Linked DNA regions of Homo sapiens: region 1 is linked to region 2. A link is a contact called in ENCODE Hi-C data. All regions are on one chromosome and are shown on one strand. Each heading gives the region's core, a stretch centred on a gene start or an enhancer-like site at or near the end of the contact. The rest is flanking DNA. Distances are from core to core; before and after follow the strand shown.

The links. Hi-C counts contacts between places; a loop is a spot of excess contacts on that map. Pooled maps may share reads with other maps.
Region 1: a loop to region 2 is called in a pooled map, with 2.2 times the contacts of the local background. The contact joins two enhancer-like sites. A Hi-C loop is called at or near these places in 14 of 168 maps with a recorded cell type or tissue (PC-3, Right ventricle myocardium superior, adrenal gland and 8 more), 5 of 37 single-sample maps with no recorded cell type and 18 of 50 pooled maps.

Annotation. Positions count from the first base shown.
Region 1 is chr3:9,314,550-9,318,697 of GRCh38, reverse strand. It overlaps a transcript of SRGAP3 not described here. Among named protein-coding and RNA genes, the nearest start is that of THUMPD3, 46 kb to the left of the region's middle. Within about 2 kb of position 1,622, at least 11 of the 41 ENCODE cell types and tissues checked have a DNase peak (open chromatin) inside an H3K27ac peak, as active enhancers do.
Region 2 is chr3:9,087,106-9,091,301 of GRCh38, reverse strand. The region is part of intron 3 of SRGAP3 (SLIT-ROBO Rho GTPase activating protein 3); the gene reads left to right. Among named protein-coding and RNA genes, the nearest start is that of SRGAP3-AS2, 100 kb to the left of the region's middle. Within about 2 kb of position 2,146, at least 5 of the 41 ENCODE cell types and tissues checked have a DNase peak (open chromatin) inside an H3K27ac peak, as active enhancers do.

The sequences.
Region 1 (4,148 bases), core at 373-2,872, 230 kb before region 2:
CTTGCTATGTTACTGAGGCTTGTCTTAAACTCCTGGGCTCAAGTGATCCTCTGCCTCAGCCTCTCAAAGTGCTGGGATTACAGGTATGAGCCACGGCACCTGGCCCTGGCTTGATTTTCAAAAGCTTTAAGTTCTCAGGGGACTATTGAGGGCACCTGCATGTGGCCAAAATAAGTGAGGGCAAGGGGGTTGAAGAGAGTCCCCCTCAGACTAGCAAACATTCCACTGCTCTGGGCAGAGAAGCGGGGTAGGTAGCAGGGGGAAGGAGGAAAGAGGAGGTGTGATGAAAGCAGATATACAGCCAGCCCCAGAGAGAGGGGCCCTGTGCCCTGCTTTCTGTGTGGAGCCCTGTGGAGCAGAAAGGACATGGCTGGGTAGTAAGCCGGTAGATTCTGGGTTCCCAGTGTGGCCCAGAAAGGGTGCTGGGCTGGAGGTGAGGGACATGTCGGTGGTGATGAGTGAGGACTGGTGCCTATGGGCCAGACAAGGTGATGAAATTGTCTGACAATTTCAACAGACAACTGCATGGATAGACAACAGCAAGGACCAGAATGCACCACTCTCCCTCCCATGATTCTCCATAAACACCGAGAACCTGGAGGCATTCCCTGAAAGTGGGAAGAAGATTTCAAATTAGCGGAGGTTATATATTTGCCACTCTAGTCGGATAGGGGCTAAAAATGAAATTGAAATGTTATATTTTGTGTACAACTGTGCAGTAGATTAAGAACCATAACCAGCACCTGTAGAAAGCATGTAGCCTGTATCCATAGGTGGGTACCACAATATGTTTACTGAGTCTGAATCCAGATGTTGTTGAGCCTTTGAATATGTCCAATGTCTTGCTTGATGTGTGAGGCCTGATGGAGTCACTCCCCGTATCAGTGGTTTTCAAGTGTGGTCCCTGGACCAGCAGCATCAGCATCAGAGGGCACTTGTTAGAAATGCACATTCTCAGGCCTTGTCCTGGAGTGACTGAATTGGAAAGTCTCTCAGGTCTTTCTGATGCATACTAGAGTTTGAGAACCTCCCTTCTACATCACTTCTGTTTTCTCTTCTTACACTCTCAGTTTCTCAGACTTATTCTTAGATTTAAATAGCCAACTTACTGATTGACACTTGACCAGCTTTAGCTTTGGGCCAGCCACACATTTTAAGCTTTTACTCTGAAGACAGGAGAGAGCTTCTGATTTTACCCAGAGCTTTTGGCATAGCTATCCCAGTTTCATTGAGGATCTAGTTTCTGGAAGGAAAACAGTGAGATGGGGAGAAGACCCTTTAGTAAATGAGAAGGAATTGCAGGCAAACATGATCTTAAAAACCTTTACCAAATCTTCATGGAGCCGGTGAACTTCACAGGGAACGATTTTGTAGCCAGGCCAGCTCCTAGGGAAATTTACGGCCGAAATATTTCCCTGTTTCTGGGTCAGGAAGTGATAGCACACAGATGGAATTTACAATGGGAGCGTGAATGGAGTCTACGTTAGCTGGTGGCCCCTCCAAGGCTGCAGAGCAAAGGCGCTTTTCACTGGCTCTATTCACATATAATGAGTGCTCCCCAGGCTCTCGGAAGAACGCGGCTGCTGGCTGGCCCCTTTTTCTTTTTCCTCGACTGCTTTCACTTTTCAGAGGGTTGCCCTGTTGCGGTCCACTTGGGATTGGTGTGAGCCTTGATTTGGCAGGAGAAAGGAAGAAGTACACGGTGGCCTACAGAATTGAATTCTCTGCCTCTCTGGCCCCTTTCCTTGAATAATAGGCCTTTGTGCTTTGAAATGCAGGGAAGTCCCAGTTTCTCAGGCTTTAAAAAAACTCAGACCTTCCTCTAACCTCCTCTCCCGCCTTCAGATGCTTAGCAGGGAGTAGTTAAGGGGGCAGAACAATTATCAAATCAAGTATTTCTTTAATGTTAGAAATTGCTTGGATAGTTGATTTCTAAACAATATATGTGATGCATTCCTTCAGATGGACAAAAATATTGGCTTAACTTAAAAATTCAGCTTAAAAAATTATATGAGATTGCTATATTAATTTTTTTTTGTTTTTGAGATGGAGTCTCTGTCACCAGGCTGGAGTGCAGTGGTGCGATCTCAGCTCACTGCAACCTCCGCCTCCTGGGTTCAAGCCATTCTCCTGCCTCAGCCTCCCGAGTAGCTGGGACTGCAAGGCATGCGCCACCATGCCCAGCTAATTTTTTTGTATTTTTAGTAGAGACGGGGTTTCACCATGTTGGCCAGGATGGTCTCAATCTCCTGACATTGGGATCCACCCGCCTCGGCCTCCCAAAGTGCTGGGATTACAGGCGTGAGCCACCGCGCCTGGCCTATTAATTTTTTTTTTTTTAACCAAGAAGGCTGAGTGTGGTGGCTCACACCTGTAATCCCAGCACTTTGGGAGGCCAAGGCAGGTGGTTCTCTTGAGGCCAGCAGTTCAAGACCAGCCTGGACAACATGGTGAAACCCGGTCTCCACTGAAAATACAAAAATTAGCCAGGTGTGGTGGTGTGTGCCTGTTATCCCAGCAACTTGGATGGCTGAGGCATAAGAACCTCTTGAATCCAAGAGGCGGAGGTTGCAATGAGCTGAGATCGTGCCACTGCACTCCAGCCTGGGTGACAGAGGGACACTCTGTCTCAAAAAAAATAAATACAATAAAATATTAAAATATTCAACAAAACCAAGCACTGTTTGACTCTAACCTGTGATCCACTTTCGTGAAGTATTTGACAGAGCAAAATTACATTGCCAAAGAGGAATTCAGCCTTTGCAGTCTATTGAGATGGGTTTTTATAATAAATATAGTTTAAGTAATTCATCTCTGTTTTCCCTTCCCTAATTTTATGCTGCAGTTTCTTTTAAAGGTGTGTGTTAATAGCATTGCATTCTTTTTTTTAATCTTGAAAGCAAATTTTGTAGAAAAATCATTATCATCATTTAGGCGCTCACATTTTCAGTGGTTTAAGCATATTTTGTACATCTTTAATTTTTATTTCACTGTAAAACATATGATTTCACTACATGTATTTGAATTTTGTACAGTGTGGCAGAAGATGGAAAACATTCTTCCATCAAGGACTATTATTGAACTGTTTGGCTGAGTTACTCAAGGTCTTGCTTTAGAACTATAAACTTCACGTAAGAGGTTATTGTCTCCCATCCCCAGCAGCCATTACCCTTCCTTTCGTTTCAAGCCCAGATTTGTGTTTTCTCCTTGTCTCAGTCCACGTGCTCTCTGTGAGGTTCCACTCACAGCTCCAGGACTGGAAGACATGACCCTCACCTGGCCAATCAAATGATCAAATCCTCTTCCCAGGATGGGGAAGGGAGGCTAGAGTGATTGGTTTAAGGAGGGGGTTGTGGTCCAGCCATAGCCTGTGAAATGCAGTGGGACTTTTCTGGGATTGGTGGGAGAGAGGCAGGGGCCCTCTTTCCACCCAAGCTTCAATCTGGGAAAAGGTTGGGTGGGAGGTGCAGCAGCCCAGTTGAAAGCCTTAAGCTGCTGGCAGAGGTTGGGAGCCTTGGAAGAGCCTGGGGCTGAATGAAGCCAACCCAGCTGAAGATAGACTGGAGAGGTGGAAACATAGTCCCGATGATGTCATTTGAACCCTGGTGTGAGGCCAGCCCTACCAGACCAGCCTGACCAGTATAGTTTTTTGAGCCAATAAATCTTCATAGTGCTTATGCCAGTTTAGTTGGGTTTCCTGTTACTTTCAATGGAAGAGGCTTTTTGATAACACTGGTCATGCCAAGGCTGGTCTGGAGTTCAAATGTGCTGGGAATTTGCCAAGATGAGGCTCCAGGCACTGAGAATGAAGCTGAAGTCTGGTTATCAGAACCCGGGCTCCAGTGCCAGGTCCCCTCCCTGGCCTCTGCCCAGAGAAGGAGAATCCCTATGCTGGTTTCTGTAGAGGGGCACTGAAGCTACCTACAGCCTTACTTTCCCGGGTCAAGTCTGTTCTGAGAGCTGAGAGCAGGACTGGACTTGGAGGTGGGGGATCACAGCCCTCCAGCACTGGGGAGAGGAGGGCAGGGTGGAGAGAGGAGGGCAGGGTGGGGAGAGGAGGGCAGGCTGGACACATATTGTGAGGGGGCTATAGTAAGACAAAAAACTCACCCAGTATTACATCTCTTTCATTGCAGGGACTTTTCCCT
Region 2 (4,196 bases), core at 897-3,396:
ACATGAGAACATCTACTCAAGCAAAGAGTGAGAAAAGAGAGACAGGGGGCTGGCTGACGCAGGGTTTGATGAGACAGGAGAAGAGAGGCCCAGCACGGATAACTGAGAGTTAACAAAGGCCACCTGTCTTACTCCTGCATTACAATTTTCTAAAAGATTGTTTAGGATGGTGTCATTGGGAGAAATGAAAGGGCGTATGTGTGTGTGTATGTGTGTGTGTGTGAGAGGTCTTGTTCTTAAAACTCAACATTTTAAGATGGTATTTTTTTTTTAGACATAGAGAATGACATTAGCTCTGGAAATGACCCGTCTTTGAGTTATTTTGAGGGAGATAGACACACGCCCTTTAAAAACAGAGCTTTTCAGGCTGGGCATGGTGGCTCATGCCTGTAATCCCAGCTCTTTGGGAGGTTGAGGCGGGTGGATCACCTGAGGTCAGGAGTTCAAGACCAGCCTGGCCAACATGGTGAAAACCTGTCTCTACTAAAAATACAAAAATTAGCTAGGTGTGGTGGTGCATGCCAGTAATCCCAGCTACTTGGGAGGCTGAGGCAGGAGAATCCCTTGAACCCAAGAGATGGAGGTTGCAGTGAGCTGAGATTGCACCACTGCACTCCAGCCTGGGTGACAAAGCAAGACACCATCTCACAAAAACAACAACAAAAGAAATAGAGCTTTTCAAATGTAACTCATAAAGTCTTAGGACCTACTGTGAGGTTTTTGAGAGTTTTCCCTAAAAAGCATGATGATCCCTGCATTGAAAACAAAATCAAATCATACAGAGCAAGATTTTCATGGCAAAGGAAATGATTTAATTCAGAGCTGTGTATGTCAAGAACTTCATCAGCTGATTTCATCTTGACATGAATTAATGTTCACTTGATTTTTTTTTTTTGTGCAAAGAAATAAGGGTTATGGGTGACCATCCTTTACTCCTCTCTAGTTTCCTACTGCTCTGCACAATGCTGAGCTCATCCACAGGCATTTACAGAGCTCCTTTTGTATGCAGGTCTTCGTAATCGGCATTGTGGGAAACTCTTTAAAGCCAGGGATCTGGTCTTTAGGGTGCGTGTGCTCTAATTGTTGGGAAATTAGTCCTTTTGCAGGAACTCTTTGAAAGCTGATGCTTGGTGGAGCGTTTTCAGAAGGCCGTCTCATTCAGTGGTCATTTCGGTATCTACAGACTGACATAAGCATGGATTACGTTAGTATTTTTTCAAATAAGCAAAAATGAAAATGTATGGGATCCTGTAAACTGATGAAGTCCAGAGGTGAATCTTGTTTAGGCACCACTAGATCTAGGGACGGAAAGGCTCTGGCTGTCTGCCGTAGTGGGCCTGGTACTGCAGGCAGTGCAAGACTCCTGAAGACCCTTTTAGCAACCCCCGGGGAGAAATGATCTGAGAGTGTGGTTATGAGAAACGTCCCAAAGAAGATTCTTCATTGGCTTAGCCTGGAACACGTGTTTGTCTCTGATCTGATCACTGAAGGCAAGGAGCTGGAGCCTGGTCAGACCCTGCCCCTGCCTGATGATCTTGTGTGGCCAGGCAAACAGGAGCCTGTTCCACCAACATCTCATCTTCTGTTAGTAGAAGGAGGAAGGGAGAAGCAAGACATGACCATGTCTGGTTTATTCCTAGCAGAGCAGGTGTAGCTAAAGAGGATGAGATCTGCTTGTAAGTTGGGGCAAGGCCCAGAGATGCAGATTTCTGCACAGGTGATAAGAAAGTGCATTGGACAGGTAGGTGGTGTCTGGAGGGCAGGGCCTCCTTTGTACTTTCCTTGTGGTCTGGACTCATCTCCATTACAGCATTGTGATGACTTTTTTTCACTGTGTGTCTGCATCTTGAACTAGGTCCTAAGGAAGCAGATTATAGTAAGTTGCTATGAGTGCCAACTTTGGAGTCAGACCAATCAAAAAGATGAATCTTGGCTCTGCCACTTTCTAGCTGTGCAACCTTGGGGAAGTTGCTCAGCCATTCTGAGCCTCCAGCCCCCCCCCCCCCCCCGCCCACCCCACTTATCTGTCAAGTGGGAATACTTATAGCAGTTCCTGTAAATATTTAAATTAGATAACACATGGGAGTGACTTTGGATAGTATTCAACAAATGGGGCCAGGCACCGTGACTCATACCTGTAATCCCAGCACTTTGGGAGGCTTGAGAGCAGGGACCGTGTCTCATTCAGCTTTGTGTCGTTAGTGCCTAGTTTAGGCTGGTATATACTGGGTAGTCAATAAACACCCGTGTAAATGGAATCAAAGCTAGTGAAACATGGACCACAGAGGGATAAGAGGCCACCCCTTTCCTGAGAGACCTCACCAGTGTCTGGTCATAAACTAAAATACATCTGTGGGCTGTACGGAGGACATGGCTGGGTGGAGGGAGAAGCTGGGCACTGTGGTCACCTGGACCAGCAGTAGCACAAGCCCGTACCGAAGGGGCCACCGTACTTGAAACAGGGGCTCGGCATTGCTGGATCTTCTAGAATTACCAGAGACGCTGAAAATCAGGACTTGTGCAGGAAATTTCCTGAGTTTTCAACACTGGGAAAGCATCCAGATGCTCTGAAAGCACTGAATGGCCAAACAAAACATGTCTGCAGGCCAGAGAAGCTGCCACTTGGAAGCCTTGTTCCAAGGTACTATTTCTCAATTGGGCAGGAGAGGGGGAGTTTTATCCCCCAGGGAACACCTGGCAATGTCTGGAGGTAATTTTGGTTGTCACACTGGGGGTTGGGGGTAGGGAATGCTACTGGCCTCTCACGGGTGGAGGCCAGTGATGCTCCTAAACATCCTATACACAGGACAGAGAATGCCTGGCCCTAAGGGAGCTGAACTGGCTTTAGCTACAGGCAAAGAGGCAAAGGAACCAGGCAGGGCTGGGGTTCCCTGCATTCATGATGGCTGGCTCTTGAGATTGGTCAGCCTCATTTTACTGGCTTATTTGAGCGTGAAAGACAGGGCTGTGCTCCGTCAATCTGGAGGAGCCATAGCTGCCATGGCTGAGCCCTCCTTGGCCCCATGTCACCGTTTTCCACTGTCCACACACTCCCTGTGCATGAAGGAAGCAGCCTGCCACCCTGACCCCTGCAGGCATGAAAGTAGTGTGGAAAATGTGGGCAGTGAGAGCGAATACATTATCACTTAGGTTCCTAAGGGCTGGGTATGGTGTCGCTGGAGATCACAGGGTTTGGGTTTCCTGTTCCTGGTGAAAAGTTTGGTTTGAGTTCCTCATTCAGTAGTTTCTGGAACCATAGTTGAGAATATTTCCCTTCCCAATCAACCCCAGCCAAAAATAGAAAGAACGCCTTTGAGTCTTGTGCAATTGAGTATTTGCTGAGCATTTACTCTGTGGCCAGTCCAGGGCTTGATACTGGGGAGTTGGTGAGCAGAGAGGCCTGGGCTGGTTCCCTCTGGCGGCTTACAGTCCTGGGGAAGAGATACAAGAACCCGATCTCCAGCTCCTCCCATTCATCCCACCCTCCATTCACTGGTGTCTTCACCTTCCTGAAGCGTAGCCCTGGTCATCTTAAACTTCTGCTCAACAACCCTCAGTAGTTCCCAGTCCTGCTCTGAAGGAAGCCTGTACTCTATCCGCCTCTGTGATCTGACCCAACCTCTGTCTCAGGCTTATCTCCTGCTCACCTGTGGCCGAGCTTCTCTCTTCATGAACCAGTCTTTTCACCATCCCCAGTCTCCGTGCCTCCTGCCTAGAAGGCTGTCTCCAGCCATTCATGCAAGCTAAGAAGGCCTTGGAAGTATCCCCTTAATCCTCTTCATCACTTCATCTCACATCACACCATCCTTTACTCTTGTATGGCCCTTTCCGCCTCCTGCCTTAGAATTGTGTTCTTGACTCTACCCCAGCAAACTGGGAGATTCTTAAGGGAAAAGTTACTAAAAAATTTGATTTTATATTCCCTTCTCTGGGCAACTTCCTAGCCTTGTCCTTGGCATCTCGTGGGTGTTGATTCAGCCTGTACTGCTATTTCCCCGGGACTTCATCTGTGCCTCATATGGTGCTAGGTGCTGCCATGTGTGTTATCTCTTTTCATGCTCACAGGGACTCCATGAGACCCATGACATCATCTCACTTTTACAGATAAGGAAACTAAGTCTTAGAGGAACTGTCACTTCATTCGTTCATAGATTCATTCAGCAAACACATATATATACACACACACATATAAATAT